Linked DNA regions of Homo sapiens: all the other regions are linked to region 1. A link is a loop called in an ENCODE intact Hi-C map of the cell type or tissue named here. Cell type or tissue: heart left ventricle. All regions are shown on one strand. Links, peaks and the distances in the headings refer to the core of each region. The heading gives the core; the rest is flanking DNA.

Evidence for each region. A loop is a pair of places that touch in the nucleus more often than their neighbours do. Peaks named below come from ENCODE experiments on the same cell type or tissue, not always from the same donor. Only the 100,000 strongest peaks of a DNase experiment are listed, where the experiment ranks them.
Region 2: a loop joins it to region 1, with 2.3 times the contacts of the local background. A loop is called at or near these places in 27 of 110 quality-filtered maps.
Region 3: a loop joins it to region 1, with 2.1 times the contacts of the local background. A loop is called at or near these places in 27 of 110 quality-filtered maps.
Region 4: it touches region 1 in a loop (9-fold over the local background); 45 of 110 quality-filtered maps call a loop at or near these places.
Region 5: a loop joins it to region 1, with 4 times the contacts of the local background. A loop is called at or near these places in 54 of 110 quality-filtered maps.

The regions. Positions count from the first base shown.
Region 1 is chr11:16,816,404-16,822,722 of GRCh38, forward strand. PLEKHA7 (pleckstrin homology domain containing A7) reads right to left here. Exons shown (of 27, transcript NM_001329630.2): 11 at 397-919. Among named protein-coding and RNA genes, the nearest start is that of C11orf58, 81 kb to the left of the region's middle. In heart left ventricle, for the core only: a CTCF peak has its summit at 4,015 (motif pointing right); a DNase peak (open chromatin) is centred at 4,088; H3K27ac peaks cover 525 bases.
Region 2 is chr11:16,933,300-16,939,618 of GRCh38, forward strand. All of the region lies in intron 3 of PLEKHA7 (pleckstrin homology domain containing A7), which reads right to left. Among named protein-coding and RNA genes, the nearest start is that of SNORD147, 10 kb to the left of the region's middle. RefSeq lists an enhancer at 2,539-3,050. In heart left ventricle, for the core only: a CTCF peak has its summit at 2,715; no DNase peak of the experiment used is centred there; H3K27ac peaks cover 2,950 bases.
Region 3 is chr11:16,922,618-16,928,936 of GRCh38, forward strand. The region is part of intron 3 of PLEKHA7 (pleckstrin homology domain containing A7); the gene reads right to left. It overlaps SNORD147 (small nucleolar RNA, C/D box 147), which reads right to left and starts at 3,405; the gene lies at 3,321-3,405. RefSeq lists an enhancer at 2,049-2,660. In heart left ventricle, for the core only: no CTCF peak of the experiment used is centred there; DNase peaks (open chromatin) are centred at 2,395, 2,724 and 3,164; H3K4me3 peaks cover 2,646 bases; H3K27ac peaks cover 2,676 bases; H3K27me3 peaks cover 1,999 bases.
Region 4 is chr11:16,880,118-16,886,436 of GRCh38, forward strand. The region is part of intron 3 of PLEKHA7 (pleckstrin homology domain containing A7); the gene reads right to left. Among named protein-coding and RNA genes, the nearest start is that of SNORD147, 43 kb to the right of the region's middle. In heart left ventricle, for the core only: a CTCF peak has its summit at 3,279 (motif pointing left); a DNase peak (open chromatin) is centred at 3,194.
Region 5 is chr11:17,059,966-17,066,284 of GRCh38, forward strand. No RefSeq gene overlaps it. Among named protein-coding and RNA genes, the nearest start is that of SNORD14A, 12 kb to the right of the region's middle. In heart left ventricle, for the core only: a CTCF peak has its summit at 3,637 (motif pointing left); a DNase peak (open chromatin) is centred at 3,666.

The sequences.
Region 1 (6,319 bases), core at 1,590-5,589:
TTAGAACACTAAACTGTGAAAGCCTCTTGGAAAGTGAAAACTTAAGCTGGATTGTTATAATTTAACTGACTGGACACAGATGTCTTTTCCTGCCTTTCAAGATGCAAGGAAGCTGACTTGTAGTTGTGTGACCCTGTGCAAGTTACTTTGTCTCTCAGCGCCTCAGAGTTCTCATCTTTGAAATGGGCATAAACATAGCACCTACCTCACAGGGTTGTGGTGAGAATTTAAAGCGAAGCCCTTGGGAACTGTGCCTGGCATCTATTATTAAAATGTACTGCCTAAGTATTAGCTATCATTATTATCCCAAATTACTCAAATTTGTGTTCAAACCAGGCAAAGCTCCTGGCGCCCTCATGATGACCCAGCAGCCTGGCAGAGCTTCCCGAGCCTCACCTTGACAGCGTGGCCCCGTGCCCTCCTTGGAGAATCCCCCAGCGAGATGTCCACACTCCTCCTCTGGTCCGGTGGCTTCACTGTGACTCGCTCTGCTGGTGTGTGTGGCCGCCGGGGTGGGAAGACCCTTGGGGGTCCTGGGGGAGGGATGTCCGAGGGAGATGGAGGCACAGAGATGGAGCGGGGCACCTCTAGCATGCTCCTGCTCCGGCCCTGGTCGGTGAACTCTGGGGAGCCAAGGCAGATGGGCGCTGTGGGGCTGCCGTGCCGGAACTGCTGGCGCTGCTGCCACTCGTAGAGCTGCCACACGGTGCCATCCCGGTGCGCCCGGCGCTCTTCACTCGACATCTTCAGGTGGCTGGCTCGGTCCTGCGCATACTTGTAGTCACTTGGCAGGTTTCGGGGAGGTGGCGAGGAGCCCCCCGAGGGGTGTCGGGTGCTCTTGGGAAGAGTCTGGTAGTTTTCTGGGAAGGACAGGGATTGGCCAGGACCCTGGCGAGGAAGCGTCTGGTCCAAGGGAAGACTGAGGAGAAAGGGTAAGAACGGGTCAGGCAACCAAGCGAGGGTTCTGCAGGCTTTGGGGAACATATCTAAGTAAACCCACAAAGCTGGGCATGTGGGACAGTCCTGTAAGAACCTCAAAAGAATGATCAAGGCCGACATCCAGGACTTCAGTCACTTCCCCTTTTGGCAGACGACTCCAAAACCATTTTTCTCTGTCAACTTCCTCTGCCAGGACAACTTGGCTACCCCATGCCCATCACTTGGAGTGCAATGTGATTAAACCTGGCTTTTCCTTCTCTCTCCGCTGCCAGCAGTCAGCTCTTTCAATGGCTATGCATATTTATAGGAAAGGCCTCACAATTCTCCAAGTTACCAAGATTTTCTCTCTGCCTGGTATCCTTAGCACCAAGTTCCAGAGGTTCATAAAGGAAGTGGTTGGCATCAGTTCTCTTTTTTCTGGACTCTTCTAGTCCAGATACTGATTAATTATCTCCCTCCAGACAACTCTGAGATGCTCCTAATGGGTTTCCACTTTGTCCACAGTCAAGTGCTCTGATCATATCAGTTCCTTGCTGCAAAAACTTCCATGGCTCCTTGTCCCTTCTGAAATAAAGTCTAAACTCCTCAGCCTGGTACTCACAGCTCGCTAGCAGCTGACCTCAACACCCACCTTGCAGGCCTGCTGTTTTCTCACTGCTCTTCCTACGGGCCACGCCAAATGCCTAGGGCCCAAAACTGAAGGAAGTACTCCATCTCAGGGTCACCCCTACACCTGCTGGTGCCTGACAGCCTCACCCTAGTCCCGTCCCAGCCTCCTCCACACCTTAGCAACATCTTGCAACGGAAAAAGGAAAAAGGAGTCTAACCTGGGTTTGAAGCCAAGCTTGACACTTGCTGGCTTTGTGACCCTAGGCAGCTCACCTGACTGCTCTGACCTTCCGTTTCCTTACTTGTAACAGGAGGATAGTATTACCTGCCTCATAAGGCTCTTCTGAGGAATCAATGAGACAGGTTAGGAAATGCAACCCCCACATCTGATACACAGAAGGTCCTTCACTAACGTGTGTACCCTTCCTGCCCTTCTTACTCTTATAACACTGTTCTTCCCTCCCCCTGCCTGGATGGTCTCCCCTTGCTCTATTTACCCAAGTCTTACTCATTCTCTAGGATGCTGGCTCATGCCTTCCCCCACGTGGACCTTCTGTAGTGCCACAGCCCTCAGTGATCCAACTCTGTTTGACCTCGTCATCACACTGCCTGTAACTTTTCCAAGGTCCTATATTGATGTGATCTTTTCATACTTCCAAGACATGTTTTCCCAGGCCAAGGTGAAAAATTCTTGAAAGACAGGAACTGTGTTTCACACCGTGGTATTGTCCACAGTCTAAGAAAGTCCTGTGCGTAATTAGCCCTTCAATAAACACTCCAGCACACAAAACTGGATATGACTTCAAAAACTAACACCAACTAGCCATCTTATTTTCTTTCTTTTTTTTTTCTCTCTTTTTTTTCTTTTTTGAGACAGAGTCTTGCTCTTTTGCCCAGGCTGGAGTGCAGTGGTGCAATCTCTGCTCACTGCAACCTTCGCCTCCTGGGTTCAAGTGATTCTCCTGCCTCAGCCTCCTGAGTAGCTGGGACTACAGGCGTGTGCCACCACACCCGGCTAATTTTTTGTATTTTTAGTAGAGACAGGGTTTCACTGTGTTAGCCAGGATGGTCTCGATCTCCTGACCTTGTGATCTGACCGCCTCGGCCTCCCAAAGTGTTGGGATTACAGGAGTGAGCCACCATGCCTGGCCGCCATCTTATTTTCTTCTGGAGTCTCGCTGTTTTGCCCAGGCTGGAGTGCAGCGGTGCAATCTTGGCTCACTGCAACCTCCGCCTCCCGAGTTCAAGGGATTCTCCTGCCTCAGCCTCCTGAGTAGCTGGGACTATAGGTGTGCACCACCACGCCTGGCTAATTTTTGTATTTTTAGTAGAGACGGGGTTTCACCATGTTGGCCAGGCTGGTCTTGAACTCCTGGCCTCAAGTGATCTGCCCCCCTCAGCCTACCAAAGTGCTGGGATTACAGGCATGAGCCACCGCACCCAGCCTCCAACTTATTTTCTGAGAAGGAAAAAAAATTAAGCAAGGGACAAAGTATGGAATTTTACTAAGCCTGAGAGGCAGCATGATGTTGTAAAAAGAGAACAAGTTTTAGAGTCAGACAGGCTTGAGGTCAATTCTGACTCTGCCTTCACCTATCAATTTTATCTAACATTTATTTGGTGCTGATATTGTGCCAGACATTGTTCCAAGCCAACACTACTCAAAGTGTGGCCTGTGTGCCACCAGCATCAGCACCACCTGGGGACTTGTTAGAAATGCACATTAATGAAATAAGCCAGGCATGGAAAGACAAATACCGTGTATGACCTCACTTATATGTGGGATCTAAAAAGGTCAAACTCATAGAAGAACAGAGTAGAGAGGTAGTTACCAGAGGTTTTGGGAGGGAGAGGAGAGATGGAAGAAGAGCTGTTGGTCAAAGGATGCAAAGTTTCAGTTAGGAGGAATAAGTTCTGGTGACCTACTGCACAGCATGGTGACAATGGTTAATAATAATGTATATTTCAAAATTACTAAAAGTAGATATTAAATGTTCTTACCACCAAAAAGGATAAGCAGGTAAGGTGATGAATGTCAATTGGTTTGATGTAATCATTTCATAATGTATACATATATTAAAACATCACATCTACCCCATACATATAATTATTGTCAATTAAAAATAAGATATATTTTTAAAATGCTGGTTATCAGCCCCACCTCAGACCTACCTAATCAGAAACTCTGGGGATGGTGCCCAGGCATCAGTGTCTTAACAAGCCCTCCAGGAGATTCTAGTGCTCTGTAAGGTTTGAGAAACTGTTCTAATTGTTTTAAAACTCAACTCATTTAATCACTTTAGCTATATGACCTCAGGCAAGTATCATCCAGGCCCTCTAAGTCTCACCTTCCTTATTACAAAATGGGGATAGTAAGAACCACTTAGAAAATTGCTGTGAGGATTTGAAATAGTTGTCATTCAAATAAAGCTATCTTTGCCATTACAGTAGATAATTTTAAGATCTCTTCAACCTACTTGTCGTGCCTGCCAAGTGAGTCGGCCTGCCACTAGGTGGCAGGGTTTGCTATCGATCTCCCAAAGTTAGACACAAATGTGCCTCTGAGACGGGGCAGTGCCTGAATCCTCAAAACAGAGGTGGTAGCGGTGGCAGAAACCAGGCTGGAGGCTTCCCCTGGGGAGTTCAGGACTTGACTAACCATTGTTCATTCTGCCAGAAGCAAAATGCAAACTATGCAAAGCATTTCAGAGCTGTGCTCCCACCCATACGCCCTTCCTGCCTGGCTCTGCAGCTCACTCCCCTTGCCTGCCTACAGTGCCTGGAAGGTCAGAGTCCACCCTCACCTCCCCACTGCCCCACTAGCTGCACCTCAAATCCCTAAGCTCATCCTCTAACCTGTACCCTCCATTTACACATAGTCTGCCATTCTGGAATGACCCCAAGGTACCAGTGCAATGGTGAGCCCTGGCTCTAGGGGTCAAAACAAGGTAACTATGGAGGAGGGACACAGGAGGAGGTGGTACTGTGGTTGAGGTATAGACCCCATGCGAGCAAGTGGGTGCTTCCAGAGCAGCTTTGCCCCTAACAGCAGATCCATTTGCTGGCCCCCTAACCTCCGGTCTTACCCAAAAACTGGGCTCAAGGTCTCCTTATACCATGCTCTGTGGCCACAGGGACTCCCTGTCACTGAACAGGCACTAAACAGGATATTCTGATACAGCCATTACAGAAATGGTCATGTGGAGATGCAATATCATTTTTTGCAACAAATTATTATACTTTACTCAGCAGATGTTCCTCACCCTAACTTCCAGATCAATCACACAGGACTTCCATTTTCTACTCTGTTCCTTATTGTAGTGTTTGAGTCTCCTGATCCTAACTCTATCCCTCACCCCAACATTTCTATTTTACAAGTATGCATTACTTTAAACACTGGGAGGTCAGGGTGGGAAAATGAAAGCCTAAAATTTCAAAACAAGCTCTTAAAATACAGTGAGATTCTAAGAGTGTGTCAGTCTGTCTCCCACAAACCATATCCTAAAAAAGTTTAATGTGAAATTTGTATCTCCAATTAGAAATACTTCCCTGTTGGTTTAAAGCCAAAAATACAGGATCATATTGCAGTTCAAATAACCTTCCTCCCAATGTCTTAATGTGCTCAGTCTAATGAGATTAGCAGTCTTGATGATATGCAAAGCAGAGATATCTATCTCATATATTTTCAAATGGAAAATGGAGGAGTTCCTTTATTCAGCACCTAGATCTATTTATGACTAACTGTAAGAGACTACAAATATATCTTTAAGAAAAAAAAAATCTGGGACTATAAGAGGCAGACCTTTTAAAATACAAGAGGATAATCAGAGACTGAGACACTTTGCTCACTTAAAGATTGACAGCATTTTCTGTTCTGTCTTCTGCCTTCAATTCTTCACTTTTATTCACTTTCTAGCCCATTGAGATCTGCTTGCCCTACTGGAATGAAATTCCTCTCACTGTGTGCTCAGTGACCTCTAAAGCCAATGAGCTGTTCTCCTCTACAGACCTGATGTCTCCCTTCCCCTTAGATAAGAATGGCTCAAATCCCCATCTTGCATCCCAGGGAAAGTCCTATGCCCTCCCCACCCACCTCTCATTTCCCTGTTAACTTCTCATCCTTTAGGTCTCTGGTGCACACCCCACTCCCAACTCTCAAATTCAGGCCGTTGTGTGTAGCAGAATAACATGGTTTACAGGCTGCTGGAGCAGTTATGCGGAGACATTTCATAACTGACAACTTATCACTGCATATCAGTCACCCAGCTTTTGAAAGTTTTTTCTGTGCCCCTGCCACAAAGAGTTTCTCACTGGCCATGCCGTCTTACTGATTTCAACCCCTCCTTTTACTCTGCGTCCTGAGCTAACTTTGACCCTGTAGCTCTGTTAAGCATGGTAATTCAGGTTTGCCCATCTAAGCCCATCAAGCAGCTCAGTGGAAAAAGGGTTTCTGTTACTGAGCAAAAGACCCGTGAGGTTCTGGACTTTCCTTCAGGGGTGCCCAGCCTCCTTGAAAGGTACCACATCTCAAGTGTCTGCTTTTGGTAGGGGAAAAAAAAAAAAAAAAAAAAAAAAGGAAAGAAGGCACCACGCCCAGGTGGAAGTCCTTACCTGCAGCACCGTGCACTGCTGACTGGACTCCTTCCAGTTGAAACTCTCCCCAACAAAACCTCCAGTTTTCCTCCCCCATCTTCTCTTCATCTCCTTCAGGTGACTTAGCTTTTGCCTGACCCTTAGGCTAGGGGTCCTCAGTGTTCTGTTGTTGGCCCTC
Region 2 (6,319 bases), core at 1,206-5,205, 120 kb after region 1:
CAAAGCCAGTCTGACTACAGTTCCATGCCAATGCCTCTGAAAAGAAGTGGGGAAAAGCAGGGAGATGAGCTAAAGAGACTGCTGCAGCAGTACAGGCAGGAGAGGACAGTGGCTGGCCAAAATGGCAACAGTGAAACTCCTGGGAGGGATTCAGCTTTGCCAAGTGTGTTAGTGGTAGTGCCAACAGGACTCACTGATGGGATTTATGACTGGAGAGAAGGAAAGAGAAAAACAAGACTTCCAGCGTTTTGGTTTGAGCAACTGAGTGGATGCCAGCACTGTTTCCTGAAATGAATAAGCCTGGGAGAAGTACAAGTCAAAGGGGAGGAGAGGTGTTAAAATTGATCAAGAACTCTATTTTGGACATGTTAGTTTGACATGTTGATTAAACGTCCAAGAGGAAAAGTCACAAAGCCAGTGAGCTATGGTGGTCTCCATTCAGGGAGGGGGCAGAAGATGTAATCAGTGGCATCTCATGGTCTTGTGAATCCTTCCTGGGTATAGGGAGAAAGTGGCTCTCCCAGCTAGAGACCTTCAGTGGCTTGTAACAAGCAAGAGCAGAGCCAAATCGCAGCACAAGATTGTAACTTGTTCAAGGCTGAGAGCACGCTGCCCAGGCAACCCTCTGTGATCCAGCAAAGTCTGCCTCCCAGCCCCATCCTCTGCATCAGCTTCCTGGGAGCCTATCTGAGCAGCATTCTTTCAGGATGACCTCCAGCAAACCAGGCCTCCAGAAAGCAACAGGAAGCCCTCTGGTCCTGGAGGAGAGGCTGGAGACAGGAGACGTGGAAGAAAGATAAGTTATCGTGCCTCCTGCCGGCTTGGGAGAAGAGGACTTCACCGTCCCCTTCCACTTCAACACTCCCTTTTTTGGTCCTCCTATCACTGCAGCCCATCAGGGTATGAGGTCCTGGAACCACTTATAAGGGCCTGAGTGCCATGATAATGAAAGGGTTTCCAAAATAAGCTTCCCAAATGCCCTGCTGGCACTCAGGCTACAGCATTTCCAGAAAAATGCCAACCTCGCTTGATAAAATACTTTTAGAATTGACACCTCCTTGGCTCAGATGAAGTGGGTGTGTGCTGGGGGTCAGGTAGAGGTTTGGAGGGGAAAAAAAAAGCAATTTTCAAAGTTCAGCTGAAATGTCAGGAACATGAAGCAGCCCATGTTTACACAGAGCTTTCCAAAACCCAGAGTAGCTTCCAAGTCGCTTTTTAAAAAATGGCTACATCAACTTGTCCAATGAACTGGCTTTTTACCTAAACAGAAACAGTACCAGGCTATTGCCATTCTCCTTGTCTCCTTAGGCTTAATCTCCTAATATAATTTATATTCCTATTGATCCTGATTGTTTTATTTTGTTATCCATATTTCACCCTTTTCCCATAAGTTACCTCAAATCCACTGTGGAACAGGATAAGCAATAAATGAATACTCAGTGTATGGTCTTCATATTCCTGGATATTAAATGTTCAGATTCATGTAATTAATAAAGGTTGTTTACTGTGGATATTAATTAGAGGTTAAGGGGAGGAAATATCCTAATTAATATGTAAAATACTTTGAAATTTTTATCTCTTACAGTAAAAAAAAGAGTCTGGTTATAATTAGCACCTGTATTTTTCATACTTTTCTGTCCCTAATTGCCTAAACAATAATTTCTGGGGAAAGTAGGTGAAATCTTAATGTACTACATGTGAATGGGCGATTTTCTGGCTCTTACCATTCAAACTAGGAACAAGACGCCAGTTCAGTAACTGTGTTACTTCTTCCAAATAAGACTTGTCAAAGCTACTGTGGGGAAATTGGGAAAAAGAACCTAAATCTATCCACAAATAAATATCGAATGTGAGGCTGGGCATGGTGGCTCACGCCTGTAATCCCAGCACTTTGGGAGGACAAGGCAGGCAGATCAACTGAGGTCAGAAGTTCAAGCCCAGCCTAGCCAATATGGTGACACCCCGTCTCCACAAAAATACAACATTAGCTGGGCATGGTGGCATATGCCTGTAATCCCAGCTACTCGGGAGGTTGAGGCAGAAGAATCGCTTGAACCCGTTGCAGTGAGCCAAGATCGTGCCATTGCACTCCAGCCTGGGTGACAGAGTGAGACTCCGTCTCAAAAAAAAGATTAAATGTGTCGGTCCTTTTCTAGTGTGGGGAGGGGTAAAGGCATGTCAGTGCCCACTGCTATTCTCTGGTGTCCTTTTAAAGGTAGAAACATGCTTTAAAATATGAAATAGCCAGCAGTCTGGAAACACAACTTTGGAGACATAAAAGTTATTAGGTTTTCCAAATCACTGATATGAGCCAAAATCCTTACTGAGACTAGGGGGCCAAAGATAGAACTGAAAGCCTTGTGACATTTGCAAACACCACCCTAAGTGCCTTCTTCAGGGATACTCTCTCTACATAATCCTGAATGTTGCAATTATTCAGATCCCCATGTGCAAGCAGCACATGTTTTTGAGGCTCATTCTCAAGGGACCAAAGAAAAAGTGGTATTTTTGTCTAGCATTTTTTTTATCACCAGAATTCACTATAACCAGTATCTTGGCACTCCAAGAGCACACAGTGATGACAGATGCTTATAATGTTCACCCTGAAGACTTGCAACCTTGTGGAAGAACAGACGGATCAAATTATGCCTTGTTGCAGTTTGAAATGTGTTTTACTGCCTTCTAATATTTTGAAGACTGACAATCTATGCAGCACACGGTAGGTGGCAACACTGAGCCAGGAGAACATCCCATTTGCCAACCTTGCTGAATAGAGAAAGTTTAATATGATAATGAACCCCTTTTGAAAAATCAGGTCTCTGCAGGGCACAGTGGCTCATGCCTGTAATCCCAGCACCTTGGGAGGCCGAGGTGGGCGGATCACAGGGTCAGGAGTTCAAGACCAGCCTGGCCAACATAGTGAAACCCTGTCTCTACTAAAAAATACAAAAAATGAGCCAGGCGTGGTGGCAGGTGCCTGTAATCCCAGCTACTCGGGAGGCTGAGGCAGGAGAATTGCTTGAACCCGGGAGGCGGAGGTTGCAGGGAGCCGAGCTTATGCTATTGTACTCCAGCCTGGGAAATAGCGTGAGACTCTGTCTCAAAAAAAAAAAAAAAAAAAAAAAAATCAGGTCTCTATTAGAATAATGACAACAGGGACAAAGCAATTAAAAACACATGCCTAACAAATTTGGAATCAAAAGCACCATCAAATGTACTTCCTGGCATGTTGTCATTTCCCACCTCCACTCTCCCAATCATTGGGCAAATCCAATTATATTCCTGGAGACACCCGAATCATGCCTCTTCTCTCCCTTTCTCTCCAGTGGCTTTTATGAAAATAATATTCAACTTTAATGCATCTGCACTTCAGGAGACAGTGTGACAAGAACAATAAACACATTCACCATGTGCAGAAACCAGGGAAAATGAGTTCTGAGACTATCTTTGCCAACCCCAGGTGTGGGCTTTCTTTTCCCTAAACTCAGGCGATATTGGAATGTAGCAGCTGTCAGAAAGCAGCAATGGCCTGTGCCAGAAATACCTTTGCTGAGCTGCTCTAATTGCCAAGAGATAAGAACCCATAACTCACACAGACACTTGTAGCTCTGGCTCAGAAACAGCAGGCAGAAAGGAAAGAGCATGCCTTCCAGCAATGTGACCTTGGGCAAGCTGTTTCCCTCCCCCTGAGCCTCAGTCTCCCTCATCTTTGAGGACTACCAGCAACATGTATCAAGTACCAATTACAGGATTGGATTTATAGCAGGTTAATAACCTGGAGTCGTTGTTATTAACAATCTCCAAATTGTTAATAACCGTGGAGTAAAATGAGCTTGGAGATGGCCACCAAGCTCTCTGGACAAGAGACAGTTTGCACGCTTGAAAGGGCCTTGATTTCCTGGGAAGACACTACAAGAATCAGTCACATAAAATCCCTGAATGCTTTGGCCTTATTCATTTGTTCTAACAAATATTTATTGAGGGTATACCATGTGCCAAGATTGTGCTGGGCACTGAGGACAATATGGCCCAAGTCTCATGAGGTATATAGTCTAGTAGAGAACACAAGCTTTCAAAATAATCATCTAAGCACATGAGAATGTACATCTATGATAAACACTACAGAAGAGAGGTATACGACCATCTGTATCATAGCCACCTAAATTGAGAAATTGGCCCAGTCTGAGGAGCCATATAATGAGGAGTGAATAAGACAAAGAAGAAAGTTGAAGAGGACCTTGTTTATAAGAAATTTAACTTAAAGAAACAAACTAGGAAGCACTTAGCTATCCCTTAACTAGGATGTTTTTCTTTTCTTTTTTTTTTTAGATGGAGTTTCACTTTTGTTGCCCAAGCTGGGGTGCAATGGCGCCATCTCAGCTCACTGCAGCCTCCACCTCCCAGGTTCAAGCGAGTCTCCTGCCTCAGCCTCCTGAGTAGCTGGGATTACAGGCATGCACCACCATGCCTGGCTAATTTTGTATTTTTAGTAGAGATGGTGTTTCTCCATGTTGGTCAGGCTGGTCTTGAACTCCCGACCTCAGGTGATCCACCCGCCTCGGCCTCCCAAAGTGTTGGGATTACAGGTGTGAGCCACAGCACTCAGACGATGTTTTTCTTTTCTAACAGTAAAATCCAGAAAGCTTACCCTGTTTCCTTCTTGTTTTGGCTGCCAGGAAGCTCCAAGTCAAATGTGCAGCTCAGCAGAAACACAGACCCTTAATGTGAGTGCCTTCGTATTCTTCCCAACCTCCTGGGTTTGTCCTTTTCCTCTTACTTATATTTTCCCTAGTCCTGATTTCAAATTCCTATTTCTATTTTATCATTGTATCTAGTGTTCATGGACCTTCAGAGGAAGGAGGCAGGATGCAAACACAAATGTTCTAATATTCTTCCTAAGGTTAAGGGGTTGAGATGGAAAGAATGAACAGGGTGCCCTTTGTGTCCCCTTGCTGGTGTGTTACCCTAGAAGCAGGGAAAGACACGTGGCTTCGTCTGCATTTATACAAATGGTGCATTCTGTTTGATTTGTGTGATCTAGAATGATGGTGCTTTTTCCCATAGCCCCTTTATCATGTATTTATGCCCCAACGAGTAGCTTTCCTTGTGCTCATTTTTTTCTCTGAAACATTTACTGGTCTATTAATACATTTAGTGAACTTACATTCTCAATATTCTAAGATAGGTGCCCCCCTCACTTTTTTTTTCAATTTTTCTCTTTTAATAAAGAAAATTCATTAAATGTGTAACTGAAGTTCTCCCTTTATACCTTTGAAAGGCATGATATATACATAAAAATCCTTAATCAGACCATACATCATGATTTTTGGATCAGAAAATAGTCACCTTCCTCCTATAGTGATTAACATTCACATGTTGGAAGGCCGAAAACAGAATAGAGATGAGAAAGAGATGTGGGAGAGACCATTTTTCAATGTGCAGTTTATCTGCACCTCATTAAAAAATAGAATGCTTTAGGAATAAAACATCCATTTCTTGTAAAAAACAACAACAACAATGTTCCTCTTCCTGGGAAAATGAAATTTTTGTAAATAATAATCAGACACAATTCAAGAAACCACAAACTGTGGCTCTTACCCTTCTCTGGTCCTTGCTTGAATAAAGCTTTGGACTGTCTTTCCCAGGAAAGAAATACACAAACACAATTTTTTACAATAATAAACACAATTTTGAATTTTAGAAGATTCAAAGATCTCCTAGAGGAATATTCATGAATTTCTTAGGCAGAATCTTCCTAAATGGAGCAAATACCTAAGGATGCCCAAGATCTTTGACAATGTGGCAAGAACATTTGAAAAAATATACTATAAGCTGGACACAGTGACTCCCTCCTATAGTCCCAGCGCTTTGGGAGGCTGAAGCAGGTAGATCATCTTGATGCCAAGAGTTCAGGACTAGGCTGGCCGACATGGTGAAACCCTGTCTCCACTAAAAATACAAAAAATTAGCCAGGTGTGGTGGTGCACGCCTATAACCCCAGCTACTTGGGAGGCTGAGGCAGGAGAATTGCTTGAGTCTGGCAGGCAGAGGTTGCAATGACCCGAGATCGTGCCACTGCACTCCAGCCTGGGTGACACAGCAAGGCTCTGTTATCTAAAGAAAAAAAATAAAAAGAAAAAATATACTATGAATATTAGCTATACAACATAGATAAAAGCTATGAAGATTAATTAAAATAATAGGAAATTTTAAAAATTTACGTATTTAGTTTTTATTGAGTCAATTTAAAGAAAAATACTACACGGGTATTGCAAAAATGCAGAGGTGAGACAGGAATGCTTAAAGTTAAAGAAATACT
Region 3 (6,319 bases), core at 892-4,891, 110 kb after region 1:
GCTGCCAGGGTCTTTAGTCTATTTCTCCTCCCGATCTTGCCTGAGTCAGAACAAACCATCAGAGCACCCTTCTCTTAGCCTAGGGAGCTTCTCCTGCCACCCATCCCAGGTAAAGGCTCCCTGCCACAGCTGCTACTGAGGAACTCAGTAACCACCATCAACCAAGTACCTCTTTTAAGAGGGAAGAGAGAAGACAAGCTAAGGAGCTGGTGCAGAGGAGAGACAGGCTGCCCCTTTCCCCTGAGAGCAAGGGGAGTCAGGCCCCAGGACAGAGGCCTCCACTGATGTTGGACTCACCATAGCCTGCTCCATCCAGTGCAGACATTAGGAGCAAGACACATGGGGAATTTCCAAGCTAGCCCTACTCAGTCCTCTGACCTCACAATCCATAGTGACCATGACATCCTCACCCCACCATTCCACAGTCTGATACCTGCCTCACTTTCCCCCTAACCTATAACCTCTGATGCCCTCTCACTCTCAGTGCCCTAGGGACCCCGCTACCCACCTACTCTTTCCGGGAATCACTTTGGGTAGTAGCTGCCCCAGGCCATCTTGGCTGGGCCATTATCCACAAATATGCAGCCATGGCCAGCAGGCCAAAAGGTGAGACGTTAGACGGCTGGCTTGAGCAGACTTTTCATAATAGAAAAACCTTGTTCCTAATCAAGGCCATCTTCAAATCCTCAACTCACAGAGTACCAGCAGCTCAGGGCAGGGTTGGAGAAGGTGGCACTCTACAAGCAAGAGCCCTGTGTGTTAGGGGAGGGCTGCCATGGAGTGTACACACCGCAAACCCAGGTGGCAGGGCAGGTGGCACTGATTCCCCAACAAACCAGGGTTTCAGAGTCAACAGCCTCTTTAAAGTCAAGCCTTCCTTCACTCATTTTCTCCCTGGAAGGCTGGAGTGAGGTAGGGACTGGAGCAGCCCAGCCCATGGAGAGCAGAGCAGAGAGGCAGGCGAACTCAGCAAACCAAGTCACTGAGAAAGGGGATAGAAAATTGGGAGGAGGGGGAGGGAGCACAGCAGCCTGTCTGGAAGCACCTCTCTGATACACAGCCCACACCCAGTGCTAAAATCTGCCTTCCTGCGCTCCTTGCCTGCAGTAAGCCCACCCTATTCCCCACACTTCTTGCCTTTGCCCCTCCCCGCCTTACATAAACTCAGCCGCCTCTTGCACTCCCCAGAATGTCAACTTCCAAGACATGCTCATCTTCCTCATCGCACTTACTCTACAGTCCAGTCCTTCCACCCTTCCGTTAACAGGACTGAAAACTCTATCCTAAGCCAGCACATAGCTTCCCAGGTCTCTAAGGCACAATGCTACCAGGAAGGCTGAGTTTCACAACTATTCTAAGGCCCTGGCTGGGGTAAAAAATCTCCTCAGGTCTGTCTCTAACCAACCCCCGTCCCTCCCACCTCCCCAGAGCCCAGCCTGGTCCACAGCCCTCCATTTAAGGCTGGGCCCTTCCACTCCCACTCATTAGGGCCCCACCCAGAAATACCCCAGCACACAAACAGGACACCTTGTACAACTATCAGTCTTAGACCCACCCTCTCTCTGATAAGGACAGGAGGGAAACTGAAACTGCCTGAGGGAGGAGCCTCACTCCACCTTCTCTATTTCCCACCTGGACCTTTCTGCTCCCCTCCTACTGAGGGGCCTGGGAGAGACAAGTCAGGTGACACCTGACAGACACCTCTTCCTCTGCCCACAGCCCCCAGGCCTGAAAATACACCCGAGGGCACTGGCGGAGCACGCAAGGAGGTTTTCAGGCACCATGGCTGGGACAGGGCAACATTTTTCTATTTTTCAGAATGTTTCAGACTCTACCTGCTGAGAGGACTCAGGTCTCCTACACCTGGTCTGGAAGCTGCCTTGAGGAAGGGGATGGGAGTGAGATGCATTTAGGAAGGCAAAGGAGGAGGGGTACAGACGGGTTCTAAAGTAGATTAAAAACTGAGGGATGCACCCTTTCTGCCCTCTGGGAGGAGATGGGGCTGTCCCACCGACAACGAAAGGGGAACCCTTCGGGGGCAGTGCTGGTGCCTTGGGGGAATGCCCTTATCCTTCTAGGGAAATAGACTGCAACACCTTGGGCTTAAACCTTGCCTTGCCAAAGCCAAAAAAGAAAGGGGGAGGCCTGCAACCCACCAATCTCATTTTCAGATTTCCTCTCTCCAGCTTAGACACATTAATAATTAACTTGCCTACCTAGGAGCTTGCCGGCGTTGCCATAAAAGATGAGTAATGGCACCGGAGTCCCAGCCCTATGCCCGCGGGCTTCAGGGCTCGGGGCTGGGACGGGCGCCTGGAACAAAGCCTCTGCATTCCTCCGGGAAGGTGTGTCTGAAACCAGAGCTGTCACAGGCGAGAAGCTGACCCCTTACCTCCTCCGTAGCCGGCTCCTGGCAAGTGTGGGTGTAGAGGAAGGGCAGGCGCCCCTGCACACTTGGCGGAACGCTTGGCGGGGTCGCCTTTGCCCACCTCCCGGTCCCCACCCTCTCCACTGCTGGCCAGTTGCTGTCCCCGCAGCCCGCACGCCTGCGGGGCCGTGGGGTCCCCAACCACAGCCGATTTTGGGAAGCGGCGCTCTCTGCTGCTGAGGTAATCCTGTTAACAAGAACGCAGTCTGTACTTGGAGACCCGATTTTTAAAAACAACAACGGCTCCCTTGGCGTCCTTCCCGAGGAGTAACCCAAAGCCGGGCGCCGGCTCAATGAATTCTCTTGCAGAAACTCCAGCGGCCAGCTACGGCTCCCTCGCTCATGGCTGGCCGGGGACTAGCCGGCTCCAGTCACGCCCGCGCCCAGACACAAAGCACCCCCAAAAGGAGCCCGTGCACCCTGCGCCCTGTCGGCTCGACAACCCGCAGACCCCCCGAAAGTTACAGCGCGCACACACACCTGCAGGCCCCCCTTGGTCGCTCCTGCCAGACCCCCAGCGTGGCGGGGCACGCGTCCCAGGGAGGACAGCTCCGCGGCTCCATGCGACTGCTTCGCGAGCCCGGGCGGGCCACCGGTCAGCGGCGCTGGGCTACGGAGCGCGCCGGGGCCTCAGCTCGCCCGCGGCGCATCGCGCGCCCTCCTCCTCCTCGCCGGGGCCTTTCCGAGGAGCCCACACCCACTTGACATCAGCACCGATCAAAGCACGTGGCGCAGCGCCAGACAGCGGACCCCAGCGGTCCAGAGCGCGCCCCAGGTGCTGCCGTTCGGCCAGGACGGCGCGTCCGAGCCCAGCACATTCCTTTCCTCGTAGAGGATGCTGCAAGTGGGAGGGGTAGAGAGGCTGAGGAGGGGGAGGGAAAAGGGCGGAGGGGCAGGACCTGCGGCCTCAGAACTGCGCTGTTCTGGCGTCTAGCCAGACACCAGCAGACCTGTCATCCGTTGCCGCAAGTGCCCATCGGCTGGGAAGACCAGGCTGCAGGAGACCCGGGTTGCTGTCGTCTCCCCTCCAAGAGTCCTGACCTTGAATGCTCTTCCCCACAATGATTCAAGGAGTCTTCTAACAATCCCTGGTAAATTGCGGGAACGGATTCTGACAAGCCAGGAATGAAGACTTGGTTGGATGTGACTGCGACCTCATCGCCCAGGAGGCCGCTATCAGGCACCCAGCGAAGGAGACCATACCCTCTGGCTTGTCTCTGCCCTCGCAACCTCAACTATGTCTCTTTTCTTTCTCTCTTTTCTCAATGCCCTTGGCAATAAGGGATCACTCTCCTGGTCCTGCAGGCAATCAGAACTACAGCACCTCTCAGCAGCCCACACACACTTCTAATTCATTCATTAGCACCCGTCCAAATATTCACACATGCAAACATTTAAGGGTTAGTATATGCCAGGAGCAACAGATAATCTTCCTACACTCACAGTGCTTCTACTCTAGTCAGGGAGACCTATATTAAATACAGAACAAGGTAATTACCATTGTTGCGAGGGGATTACAGAGGTGTTATAAGAATGCACCAGGGAGCCTTAAGTCTTGGCAGTCAAGAAAGGATCCCTGACGAAGTGATACTTGACAAAGCTGAGACGTTACCCAGTGAGTGGGAAAGTTCAGGCAAAACCACTGGGTATTAAAGTGTAAGCTTGCTTCCATTCACAGGTGGAGATGATTAGGCAGAAGTGGAAATGCCATGCTAGGCACATCTGGGCTTTTATCCAGGTGGGGCATAGGGTGGCTCCCAGGCCCTAGAAGAGAGCCTGGCTATCTGTCCAAAGAGGCCCTTATGTCTGTTTTCTCATCTCTCCCTGATCCATGGCTGTCCTACCTCTGCAAAAGAGCGCTGTACAGGAATTTGGGAACCTTCACTTGAGGCTCCAACTCAGTCATCAATTTGCTGTGTGGCCATACAGAAATCCCTTCCACTCTCTGGTATCAGTGTCTCTATCTAAAATAAGAGGTTGGGTCAGGCGTGGTAGCGCTAGCCCGCAGCCATAGCTAGTCAGGAGGCTGAGGCGGGGGTGGGGGCAGGGAGGGAATGGCTTGAGCCCAGGAATTTGAGACTGCGGTGATCTGTGATGCACTCCATCCTGGGTGACAAAGCGAGATCTTGTCTCAAAACAAAATAAAAATAAAATGAGAGGTTGGATTAGGACATTGTTTCTCCATATATTTTTTTAAACCATACTTCCTTTTGGATAAATATACAAATGCCATTCCCATTCTTCTATGGTGACCAAATTATTTTCCAAATCAAAAATTATAATAGTGAATACGCTTTTTAAAACTATATATGCCCTTTAAGTATTAAGCAATATTCTGTTTTTAGATGTCTGCTGAAGATAGCTTGGAGGCCAGAGTAAAGAAATGGCCTCCAAAGCCCACCCTTCTGTTATCTTTCCCCACCCTCCCCCACAACCCAGCCACCAGCACTTATCATCTCTAGCCTCGTTTCATGTACTCTTTCCAGGATAAATTGGCCAGACAATGAATAGAAGCCCTGGGTCATCCAAAAAAACAAAAAAGGCATGCTATGCAAGACTCCTTTGAATAATAACTTCCAGTAATGTTGGCAAGAAGACACTTTGAAGGAAGCATGCAATGACCTTGGGGACAATTTGGCAATATGAATTAAAAGGCTTTAAAATGCTCATATCCTGTGAACCATCAATTCCGCAACCAAGAATTTATCCAGAATACTTCATTGTGGATGAGCACAAAGATTTATCCGCAAGGATGTTCATCTCATCATTTTTATAAGAGCAAGTAATTGGAAATGATCTAATTGTACGACAGGAAATTGGTTAATAAACTGTGGTACATGCTTACGATGGAATACATACAACTTTTAAAATGATATTTTAAATACTTACTGTTGAATAAAACAAAATGTTACAAAACAAATCATCCCAATTGTGTGTGGAGGGGGAAGGGGGGGTCTGTTGGGGAGGGAGGTGGTAAGCACCTGTGTTTATTTTTCTTACTGGTTGACTCAGAACCTACTATCTGAGGTAAAATGTGATGCCACTATGGCATGTCATCCTCACAACAAGTAAATTTATCAACCCATATTAAAGTATAGAAGAACCTTAACATTAAAACAGAATGTGACGGTTCACGCCTGTAATCCTAGCACTTTGGGCATTGCTGAGGTGGGAGGATCTCTTGAGCCCAGGAGCTTGAGGTTGCAGCGAGCTATGATTGCACCACTGCACTCCAGCCTGGGTGACGGAGTGAGACTTTGTCTCAAAAACAAAAACAAAAAAACAGAATGAAATCAACCTTACAGGCAAGCTGGAACAGAATTCAATTTTCTACTACCATCTACTCACCATTAGGGGTTTGATAGTAATCTTAAAGGTAGATTGGTTTTGCCCCCAGATTTTTTTTTTTTTTTTGTATTTTTATTTTGAGACACAGTATTCTTGCTCCATCATGTTAGTGCAGTGGTACAATCACAGCTCACTGCAGCCTCGACCTCCCAGAGCTCAAGTGGTTCTCCCACCTCAGTCTTCTGAGTAGCTGACACTACAAGCATGTGCCACCATGCCCAGCTAATTTTTTTTTAAATTTTTTTAGAGATGGGGACTCACTATGTTGTCCAGGCTGGTTTCAAATCCTGGGCTCAAGTGATCCTCCCGCCCTGCCCTCTCAAAGTGCTGGGATTACAGGCATGAGCCACAGCACCTGGCCCTCATGTAGATTTTTGTTGCTCTTAAGCCTAATTTTAGTGTGCATAAAAATTACTGTCCATGGTAGTTTAGGGTACATTTGACTTTATGAGATTTTTTTTTACCATACACTATAATTTTAGAACCTAATCATTGTTTGAAAGTTCAGTTAATAAATAAATAAATAAATAAAAGACTACTAGA
Region 4 (6,319 bases), core at 1,478-5,477, 64 kb after region 1:
GAGTACCAGCTTTGTCACTACCAGCTAGCTCTACAGCCCAGGCAACTACTCAACCTCCCTGGGCCTCAGTTTCCTCATCTGTAAAATGGGGGGTGCAGGTAGGTTCTCCATCTAGAAAGGCCACACAGGCCTGCAGGAAGCCCAGGCAGATCAGAGCCACACAAACTGGAATTCAAATCCCAGCTCTGCCACACACTGGTAGTGCATGACCTTGAGCGAGTTAGTGGCTTTTCTGAGTTTATCTGTAAAGAAAAGATTAATTCCGACTCTGCATTGTTGTTATAAAGAACACTGATAACATCCCAGCCCACAGTAGACACTTCAACCTTCAGTGCCTGCTATATTTATCTTCTGCTAACTCTAAAACTGCACTCCAATAGAGTTGTTTTGCCTTTTTCCACATTGCAGACTCCAGCATGTTCAGCCTGCTCTAGGACAGAGGCTCAAGAACACGCTTTCTTTTCTTCCCTTTGAGTTAAGGCACAGCACCCAGCCTCCTGTTTAAATTTCTATTTAAAGAACTCACCTGGCAGGCAAAGTGGTTTAAGATCAAGAGGCACCTTCCACCAGCCACACTTCCATCCCCGACAGGTTCAGAAACTGCGGCCCGAGAAAAGCCGCATTCTATAGAAGTTTTCAAACCTGTCCTGTGAAACATTTTTAATCTTAGAACACCCAGTTTTATGCTTCCATTTAGTACACTTAAATAAGTCAGTTTCCCCAACTGTAAAATGAGAAGGCTGGAGCAGGAGATGTTTCCAGGATGTTCCCTCCAGCTGTAGCATTTTAAGATGCTGCGGTTCATCTCAGACTGTCATCCACAGAGCTACAGACTGAAATGTAACAACACTACACACAACTGCAAACACAGAGACAGAGGCAGACCAGTTGTCCTCCCCAACCTCACTTGCCAACAAAATACTCTGTAATAACATCAGGGAGGTGTAGTTAATGATACTTATGTCTTATTTATGCCCAATTACATTGGATGGTGGTTGTTTTTATTTAACTGTAGGTGCTCCCAACCATCGAAAACTCCCTTTCTCTCAGTCATTACTTGACTTTCATGAATCAGAATATACCACAGCAAACTGAATCCCTATGAAACCAGTACAGGACTAACCTGCTTTCTTGTTCTTACCGGAAAAGGCAGGGGACACACTCACCCTCCCTTTGGGCTCCACGTTCGGATAGTGTCTTCCCCAGCTGCACCACCTTATTAAATCTTAGGTTCAGGTCAGACAGGGAGGGAGACTCCCAGCCTGCCTGCTGTCTCTCAATTTCGGTTCTTGAGCAGCTGCCTCCCAAGGTGTTACAAATCCAGCAGCCACTTGTTCCTGCTCATTCATTCTCGTTCCTCTCCACCCCCCACACAAAATCTGGCAACCAGGCAGGAACACAGTTCCAGCTCTGAGTCACTGCCCCACTGTGGCCAAGGGGAGCAGTGGCTAGAGGTAATCAACCAGGCAAGCACTTCATGTCTCTAGAATCCAATTCTTCCGTTCTTTGAGACCGTGGGGTTGGCTGCCCCTCTAGAACCAGGACATAAAGAAACACCCCTATCTACAGCTCTGGAGTCAGAACAAATTGCTCATTCAGGTTTGCCCTACCATGCTGAGCTGAAATCAGCCCCAAAACAGAGCCTATCTTTGGTGAAGAAACAATGGCTCCTTATCAATATTTCATACCAGTCAGGGCAGGGAAAGGTTTGAGTGGTTACAGGTCAGCAAACCCACTCCCCCTGGTAACAATGATTCTTTCCTCAATGCTTGGGATGGCTAAGGTTCTCTCAGCACCGATTTAACCATGTGGCACTCACTCCCAGAACAGGTCTGAAAACGAGAAGGGCAGAGGGGTTAAAAAGAGAAACCAGGCACCAAAGTGAAAGATCAACACTGTGGCTCTTTTCATTGCAAGCTACGTAGTTCTACAAGTCACAGTGCAGGTGACACTTGAATATGAGCTCCATGGGGCAGAGACTAGTGTTTTCACAGCTATGTTCCAGGGCTTAGCATAGTGCCTGGCACATAGTAGGTATTCCACAAATATTTGAATGAAAAAAATACAAGGGGTTTTGTCCTGAGTCCACTTAGGATGACTGTATTACTAAAACTCGTATCCATCTTTTCCCTTTTAGAAACCTCCATATCCTTCATAACTCCTAATACTACCTGTAGTGAATGTTCCATAAATCTTTAAATGTGGAGATGATTTACTGTTAAACCAAAGAAGCTCAAGCTTTAGGGCCCCTCACTTTCACAAGCCTCCTCCAGGCCCCAGGAAGAGCCCTACCAATGTGTTTACATGCTTTCTGCAATTTTATGTATTTTTAAAGAAAGCTCCCCAAACTATCATATTAAACACCAAGCCCTACAAAATACCGAATTGCCATAGCAGAATGAATGAATGACTCACAAGCCATGCTGGCATATTATCCTAACAAGGGCATTTGCTTGGACAGAACTGTTTTGGTCACAGAAGAGGTATACCCTAGCCTACAGACACAGCCTAATTAATCACAAGTCCATCACTAAAAAGACTGGATTAGGTTTAAGAGCACAAACCCCACACATTCAACACTTATTAAAGCCCAACTATTTGCTTAGCCCTCTGAGTGCTTTGGAGAAAAATAATGATTAGATCATAATCACCCCCACAGAATAGTAGCTTATAATCCAATAGAATAGACTGATATGGTCATAAGTACATATAAATATATATTTCATATGTATATACACATATTCACACACACACATACACACACACACACAGAGTTCAGAGTGGGTGTCGTCATAGAAAAGCAAAGCAGACCTACTTGCTATGTATCAACCTAAAAGGCATAACACCCTAGAAGGTAAATTATATTATCTTCATTTCACAAAAGAGGAAACTGAGGCCCAAAGGAGTCAAGGGCCGTTCTAAGATCATATAACAAGCAAGTGGCAAGGTCAAAATCCAAGTCCAGATCTGCCTAACTCCAAAGTGTGGGCTTGTTTCTAGTGGCTACATGTCAGTCAATGGCTAGTTGCTGTATAGAACCTCCAAAATGTCTTGGGAGATACACTGGCTTTGGAGGTAGAGAAACCACATCGGGCACCAGCAGAAGTTGGCAAGCTTCGAAGACTCACACTCTTAAGAGTGGAGGAACAGGAAATGCGAGGAGCTTATTCATCAGTTATATAGAAATAATCCTTGTTCACCAGGAAACACCCTAGCAGGAATTAGTGACAGCTATCTTGGGAGCCAGCAGGGGCCACATGAGAGGCTGCCACCCTGTGGCTTTGTCTCCAAATTTCCTCATCCTTGTTACCAGTTTAAGCATGCTGGAGCACTGCTCTTGTTCCATTATCTCCTGCCCAAACACCCTCCATGGCTCCTCATGTTAAAGCCTCTTTATCTCTCACTGCTTCCTGATACTCTTGGCTTCTGTCAACTTTAACTGCCCACCAGTCCCCAAGTCATCCTTTCTTTTCTACCTCTGGGCTTTGGCTCCTTCTGTCCTTTTCCCTAAGGATTTCTGCCCAATCTTCAAGGCTCCTTCTCTTCCAAGTAGCCCTTCCTAATCATGCCAGACCACTCTAATTTCCTCCTTCCTCAACATTCTTAGCACTGAAGGCTTACACTCTTCAGTATTAATATATAGCAACACTCCCCAATTGTAACATAGAGGAATTATACTTCCCAACAGCTCTTTTCATTTTACTTTTCAAAAATTATTTAAGTACTGCATGCTACAGAAGGGTATGAACTAAAAAGCAGTTCCTTTTCCTGCCTCCAATTCAGTGTCAATCCCAGGGGCAACTACCTTTATCAGTTTCTTGTATATCCTTTTCGGGTTTTGCACTTACAAAATTTTTATGAACTTAAAATTTTATATATATATCTTTTTAGAAAAAAATTCACAAATAGAATAAAATTGTACATATCATTCTATAACTTGCTTTTTACTTTACATATATATCTTGGACTCCTCCATATCCATACACAAGGATGAACATAAACAGCCCCCTCCACACACAGGTTTCCCTAGGACTCCCACACCACTCCAGTCCTTTGAGAGATGATCCACAGGCCCATCCCATATGCCAACCTATCCCAATATGCATCAGAGACTTCAAATTCATGACCTGAAAACCAATTTGTCCCCCAAACTAGTTTTATTTGAGCTACTCAGATTGTAAAAAATCAGCCAAAGTTTAAAAACAGAAAAATTTCATATAAAATTTCAGCTTAGGCTGGGCACAGTGGCTCATGCCTATAATCCCAACACTTTGGGAGGCCAAGGCAGGCAGATCACCTGAGGTCAGGAGTTTGAGACCAGCCTGGCCAACATGGTGAAACCCTGTTTCTACTAAAAATACAAAAAAATTAGCCAGGTGTGGTGGTGGGCACCTGTAATTCCAGCTACTCAGGAGGCTGAGCCAGGAGAATTGTTTGAACCCAGGAGGCGGAGGTTGCAGTGAGCCGAGATTGCATCACTGCACTCCAGCCTGGACAACAGAGTGAGACTATGTTTAAAAAAAGAAAAGAAAAGAAAAGAAAAAGAAAAAGAAATTGAACTTATGTTAGAAAACAAAAAAAAACAAAAACTGTCGCAACTCTGGGCCCCAAGGAGAGGCAGAATGACCTTTTTATTTCCATGCAGTCCTCAACACTCCCTGCTGCTTCCCAGTGTTGAGGGTGAACACCTAGTGTTATTTATCATCACATCTAACATTTCTAATTTTTTTACAGTAAAGAAATTTCTGTAAATATAAACAGAGTGTTATAAGTACTTCAAAAACAAATTCAAGAGCATAAACACCACAGGCTGCCTTTTTGTTATCTGCTAAGCCTCTGTAGACGTCTGAGTTTGTAACTCCTACTTTGTACCAACATCACTGATTCCAGAGAAGACCTTCTTTTCATGAAGAAGATCTGTTTTAAGAAATAAAGATTTCTTGCTGGCCATGGTAGCTCATGCCTGTAATCCCAATACTTTGGGAGGCCATGGCAGGTGGATCATTTGAGGTCAGGAGTTCAAGACCAGCCTGGCCAACATAGTGAAACCCTGAATACAAAAATTATCCAGGTGTGGTGGCACATGCCTGTAATCTCAGCTACTCAGGAGGCTGAGGAAGGAGACTCACTTGAAATCAGGTGGCAGAGGTTGCAGCGAGCCAAGATCAAGCCACTGCACTCCAGCCTGGGCGACAGAGTGAGACTCCATCTCAAAAAAAAAAAAAAAATTCATATGTAAAAGTAAAAACTAAAGCAAGATGCCAGGTGTGGTGGCTCATGCCTCTAATCCCAGCACTTTGGGAGGCTGAGGTGGGCGGATCACTTGAGGTCAGGAATTTGAGACTAGCCTGGCCAAAACAGTGAAACCTCATCTCTACTAAAAAAAATATATATATATTAGCTGGGAGTGGTGGCGGAGCCTGTAATCCCAGCTGTTCGGGAGACTGAGGCAGGAGGAAAAAAAAGAACTAAAGGAAGATGACAAAAATTGGCCCAGAATTTTCCCTGTCACAAAAATCTTAAAAAAAAAAAATTATTCCAACAGTGGACTCACTCTTAACCTTCTCTAACTGAGCTTTTGAAAGGTAAACCCCGGCCAGGCACAGTGGCTCACATCTGTAATCCCAGCACTTTGGGAGGCCGAGGCGGGCGGATCACTTGAGGTCAGGAGTTCGAGACCAGCCTGGCCAGCATGGTAAAACCCCATCTCTACTAAAAATACAAAAAAAATTAGCCAGGTGTGGTGGCGCATGCCTGTAGTCCCAGCCACCAAGGAGGCTTAGGCAAGAGAATGGCTTGAAACCAGGAGGCAGAGGTTGCAGTGAGCTGAGATCGCGCCACTGCACCACTCCAGCCTGGCAACAGAGCAAGACTCCATCGGAAAAAAAAAAAAAAGAAAGAAAGAAAAGGTAAACCCCAAACCAGCCAACAGACTGTTTCTTCCACAGAGTGAAAAATCCAGAAAGATACCACCACCAATTCTATCCCTATAGAACCCAAAGGAAGAGTGGTACCAGTGGATGCAGCCCTAATGGCCACCCAAAGAGGCCACTGGCAGTAGGCAGAGACTCCTGGAAAAGAAAAGCATCTAACCAGATGCCACCTGGAACAAGATCACAGACCTCTCCCAACTTGAAAAATATAGTCTACTGTGGTGTTTATAGCACAGGCCCTGGAGTTCAGCTCTCCACAGTTGTCCACATCATAGATAAGGAAACTGCTCCAGAAAGCAACTGCAAAAAGTTGCCACCATTTAAAAAAAATAATTGATTCAGCTAGGTATTCAAAAGAAATCTTAAAAGGCACACAATTGCTGGGC
Region 5 (6,319 bases), core at 1,212-5,211, 240 kb after region 1:
AGGAGGCAGAGCTTGCAGTGAGCCGAGATTTTGCCACTGCACTCCAGCCTGGGTGACAGAGCAACACCCTGTCTCAAAAAAAAAAAAAAAAAAAAAAAATTGAAATAATATCAAGCATATTCTCTGACCACAATGGAATAAAAATAGAAATTAATAGCAAGAATAGTTTTGGACACTATACAAATACACAGAAATTAAACAATGTTTCAGATGTCTTGGAGCACTGAAAAAAAAAAAAAAAAAAAAAAGAAACAACATTCTCTTGAATGTGCCAGTAGGTCAAAGAAGAAATTAAGAAGGAAACTTAAAATTTCCTTGAAACAAATGATAATGGAAACACAAGATACCGAAACAATACTAAGAGGGAAGTTTACAGCTATAAGTGCCTACGTTAAAAAAAAAAAAAAAAAAAAAAACACCTAATGCATCTTAAAGAACTAGAAAAGCAAGAGCAAACCAAATGCAAAATTAGTAGAAGAAAAGAAATAATGAAGATCAGAGCAGAAATAAATGAAATTGAAATAAAGAAAACAATACAAAAGATCAATGAAACAAAAAGTTGGTTGTTTGAAAAGTTAAACAAAATTGACAACACTTTAGCCAGACTAAGAAAAAAAAGAGAGAAGGGGCAGGCATGGTGGCTCATGCCTATAATCCCAGCACTTTGGGGGACTGAGGTGGGTGGATCATTTGAGGTCAGGAGTTCAAGACCAACCTGGCCAACATGGTAAAAACCCATCTCTACTAAAAGTGCGAAAATTAGCTAGGTGTGGTGGCACACGCATGTAGTCCCAGCCACTCAAGTGGCTGAGGCACAAGAATTGCTTGAACCTGGAAGGTAGAGGTTGCAGTGAGCCAAGATCACGCCACTGCACTCCAGCCTGGGCAACAGGGTGAGAGTCTGTCTCAAAAAAATAAAAAATAAAAAAGAGAGACTCAGATAAATAAAATCAGAAATGAAAAAGGAGACATTATAACTGATACTGAAGAAATTCAAAGGATCATTAGTGGCTACTACGAGCAAGTATATGCCAATAAATTGGAAAATCTAGAATAAATGGACAAATTCCTAGACAGATACAACCCACCAAGATTGAACCAGGAAGAAATCCAAAATCTGACAGATCAGTAACAGATAACAAGTTGAAAGCTGTAATAAAAAGTCTCCCAGCAAAGAAAAGCCCAGAACCTGATCCCTACCCTGCTGAATTTTACCAAGCATTTAAAGAAAAACTAATACCAATTCTACTCAAAGTATTCCAAAAAATAGTAAGAGGGGGGAATACTTCCAATCTCATTCTATGAGGCTAGTATGACCCTGATACCAAAACAAGACAAAGACACATCAAAAAAATAAAACTACAAGCTAGTACCTCTTATGAATATTAATGCAAAGATCCTCAAAAAACACAAGCAAATTCAGCAATATATTAGAAAGATCATTCATCATGACCAAGTGGGATTTGTCCCTGGGATGCAAGGATGGTTCAACATATGCAAATCAATTAATGTGATATATCATATCAACAGAATGAAGAATAAAAACAGTATGATCACTTCAATTGATGCTGAAACAGCATTTGATAAAATTTAACATCCCTTCAAGATAAAAACCCTCAAAAAAACTGGAATAGAAGGAATATACCTTAATATAATAAAAGCCCTATGTGACAGACAGCTAATATCATACTGAAAGCCTTTCCTCTAAGAACACAATGAGGATGCCCACTTTCATCACTGTTACTCAACATAGTACTGGAAGTCCTAGCTAGAGCAGTCAGACAAGAGAAAGAAATAATGGGCATCCAAATTGAAATGGAAGAAGTCAAATTATCCTTATTTATAGATGATATAATCTTATATTTCAAAAAAACCTAAAGACTCCACAAAAAACCTATTAGAAGTGATAAAAATTCAATAAATTTGCAAGATATAAAATCGACATACAAAAATTAGTAGCATTTCTACATGCCAACAATGAACAATCGGAAAAAGAAATTAAAATGTAATGCCATTTACAATAGCCACAAATAAAATTAAATACCTAGGAATTAACCAAAGAAGTTAAAGATCTCTATAATGAATATCATAAAACACTGATGAAAGAAACTAAAAAGGACACCAAAAAAATGGAAAAATATTCCACGTTCATGGATTGGAAGAATCAGTATTATTAAAATGTCCATACTACCCAAAGCAATCTACAGATTCAATGCAATCCCTATCTGAACCCTCTCCTCAGTGAGTGATTGTGTGAGTCCAGGCAGTGCTTCTCAAACTTTAATGGGCATCAGAATTCCCTACAGTTTGTTAAAATACAGATTCCCTTCCCTTGATTGTGTGGTTCTGTATGAGGCCTGAGATTCTGTTTTTCTTGTTTGTTTGTTTGTTTGTTTGTTTTTGAGACAGGGTCTCACTCTGTCGCTAAAGCTGGAGTGCAGTGACACGATCACGGCCCACTGCAGCCTCCATCTCCCAGGCTCAAACTATCCTCCTGCCTCAACCTCCCGAGTAGCTGGGACTACAGGTGTGCACCACCATGCCCAGCTAAGAGATTCTGCATGTTTAATAAGTTATATTCCCACCAGGTGATTCCGTTGAAGGAAGTTCCAGACTACACTTTGAAAAATGCTGCTCTAAGAGAATATGTGTCTGGAAGTTCTGAGAGACATGGAAGGGAGCAGGTGACCCGAGGTACATGTGTATAACATTTCTTTCTTTTTTTGTGTGTGAGATGGAGTCTCGCACTGTCACCCGGGCTGGAGTGCAATGGTGCAATCTCGGCTCACTGCAACCTCCGGCTCCTGGGTTCAAGCAATTCTCCTGCCTCAGCCTCCCGAGTAGCTGGGATTACAGGTGCCCGCCACCAAGCCCGGCTAATTTTTTATATTTTTAGTAGATATGGGGTTTCACTATGTTGGCCAGGCTGGTCTTAAACTCCTGACCTCGTGATCTGCCTGCCTCGGCCTCCCAAAGTGCTGGGATTATACGTGTGAGCCACTGTGCCCGGCCAACATGTGTATAACATTTCTAGAAAAATATGCAAAAAAACATTGTTAGCTTCTGAAAAGGAGGCTAGAAGTTCTGGTGTACGGGTAAGACCTGTTTTATATTTTAAAAAACTTTAATATTTTTTTCACCTTAAGCATGTACTACTTTCTTAGTTTAGAAACATTTAGCACATTGCCCAACAAAGAGTAGGTGCTCAGTAAGTAAAAGTTATTTTCTTTTTTGTCCTCTACCCAAACATTTGCTGCCCTTTCTCTTCCTCATTTCCTCCCCACCAGCAGTATTCCCATTCATGTCTTTGATTAATAAATATCAATGGAATACATATCATGTGCTAGGCACTGTTCTAACAGTATAGCTGCATACACACAACAGACACAGTTCTTGCCTGCAAGGAGCTTACATTCTAGTGCTCTCTTGTCCCCACCTTGGCACATTTTGATTCATGAATTCCTGCCTCCTTAGCTTTGTACAGGCCATGCCCTCACACAAACCTAAAGTACCCTTTCCAACTCCCCTCCTTCAGAACAGTACCTAAATTCTCCCTGAAGCTTTCCCTGAACCCCAGTGACATCCCCATGGGAGGCTTGATGGGAGCTCTGGACCAGGCTTCTGCTGCCCTCTGGTGGGGCTTCCTGGTGGCTCAAGGGCCAGTGCCCTGGGGACCTCTACTCTAGGGCCTGCCTCTCTCCACCTGGCATCTACGCAGTCTTGGGTGGGCCAGGCCCAGGGGATCTGTGTACCCAGAGTACACTGACTTCCCTGGACCTGGCTCAGACGTATGATCTGTGTGTCCCTAACTCTGAGCCAGACTGTCCCTAAAGGCCACAGTCTTTGTAGAGGCAATGCGGTATGGGACAGTAAGTAGTGCCACTGCCCGGGGGTGCTGGTAGTTGGGGAGGGAGGGAGGGTAGGGAAGTGGGGGAGGAGACACCAGGTAAAATAGCTTTAACAGAATTATCTTTTATTTCTTCCTTTTTTTTTTTTTTTTTTTTGAGACAGAGTCTCTCTCTGTTGTCCAGGCTAGAGTGCAGTGGTGTGATCTCAGCTCACTGCAACTTTCACCTCTTGGGTTCAAGCGATTCTCCTGCCTCAGCCTCCCAAGTAGCTAGGATTACAGGCATGAGCCACCAGGCCTGACTAATTTTTGTATATTTAGTAGAGACAGGGTCTCACCATGTCCCTGTGCCCAGGCTGGTCTTGAACTCCTGACCTCAAATGATCCACCTGCCTTGGCCTCCCAAAGTCCTGGGATTACAGGCATAAGCCACTGCACCTGGCCTTATCCTTTCTTTTATTCTTTGTTTTTATCTTGTGCCAAAAGCAACTGATACTCTTACAGAAACGTCAGAAAATAGAAACATGCAAAAGAATGATTCAAACAAATCCCATAATCCCACCTAGAGACAATTTCTTTTCACACCTGGAGCAAGAACAAAGAGGAAAGGGCAACTAGGCCAGGAGCCAGGAGGCCTGGACTCTAGTCCTTGTCATCCCTCCCACTGTGTGACCCTGAGCAAGTCCCTTCTTGGAGTCTAACTCACCCATACACAAAATGAGGACTGAATTAAGTACCTACTTGGTTTACTCTTCTGTGATTCTAAGTCAGGGGTCCCAATCCTAGATGCCTTTTAAAAATACAGATGTCTGGTTCCCCACTCCCAACCCACTCCCCATCCTAGCAGATTTCTGCTTTCCCAGACAGAGCTCAGGAATCTCTATCTATCTATCTATCTATCTATCTATCTATCTATCTACCTACCTACCTACCTACCTACCTACCTACCTATGTATCCATCTCTTCTTCTTCCCTTTCTGGAGTAAAGGAATCAATTTTTAAAAAATATTTTTTAGTGACCGGGTGCAGTGGCTCATGCCTGTAATCCCAGTACTTTGAGAGGCCGAGGTGGGTGGATCACCTGAGGTCAGGAATTCAAGACCAGCCTGGGCAACATACATAGTGAAACCCCCTCTCTACTAAAAATGCAAAAATTAGCTGGGCATGGCGACATGTGCCTGTAATCCCAGCTAATTGGGAGGTTGAGGCATAAGAATCGCTTGAACCCGGGAGGCAGAGGTTGCAGTGAGCCAAGATTGTGCCATTGCATTCCAGCCTGGGCCACAGAGCAAGACTCCGTCTCAAAAAAAAACCAAAACTGTTTTTACTTTTCAGAGACAGAGTCTTGCTCTGTGGTCCAGGCTAGAGTGTAGTAGTGATCTTCCTGCAGCTTTGATCTCCCAGGCTTAAGCAATCCTCCCATCTCAGCCTCCTGAGTAGCTGGGACTATAGGCATGTGCCACCATGAGTAATTTTTTTTTTTTTCCCCCTGAGATGGAGTCTTGCTCTGTCACCCAGGCTGGAGTGCAATGGTGCAATCCCAGCTCACTGCAACCTCCGCCTCCTGAGTTCAAGCAATTCTCCTGCCTCAGCCTCCCAAGTACCTGGGATTACAAGTGCCCGCCACCATACCTGGCTAATTTTTTTGTATTTTTAGTGGAGATGGGGTTTCACCACATTGGCCAGGCAGGTCTTGAACTCCTTACCTCGTGATCCGCCCACCTCGGCCTCCCAAAGTGCTGGGATTACAGGTATGCGCCACCGCACCTGGCCTAATTTTTTTATTTTTTGTTGAGACAGAGTCTTACTATTTTGCCCAAGCTAGTCTCACACTCCTGAACTCAAACGATCCTCCCACTTCAGCCTCCCAAAGTGCTGGGATTACAGGCATGAAGGAATCAGTATTTTAGGATGGGCACGGTGGCTCATACCTGTAATCCCGGCACTTTGGGAGGCCAAGGCTGGCGGATCACTTGAGACCAGGAGTTTCAGACTAGCTTGGCCAACATGATGAAACCCCCTCTCTACTAAAAACACAAAAATTAGCCAGGCATGGTGGCATTCACCTGTAGTCCCAGCTACTCAGGAGGCTGAGGCAGGAGAATTGCTTGAACCCAGAATGGGGAGACTGCAGTGAGCCGAGATTGCACCACTGCATTCTAGCCTGGGCAACAGAGCGAGACTCTGTCTCAAAAAAATAAATAAATAAATAAATCAGTATTTTAGGCCAGGAGCAGTGGCTCACACCTGTAATCCCAACACTTTGGGAGGCTGAGGCAGCAGGATCACCTGAGGTCAGGAGTTCGAGACTAGCCTGGCCAACATGGTGAAACCCCATCTCTACTAAAAATAGAAAAATTAGCCGGGTGTGGTGGTGGGTGCCTGTAGTCCCAGATACTCGGGAGGCTAAGGCACGAGAATCACTTGAACCCAGGAGGCAGAGGTTGCAGTGAGCTAATGCCACTGCACTCC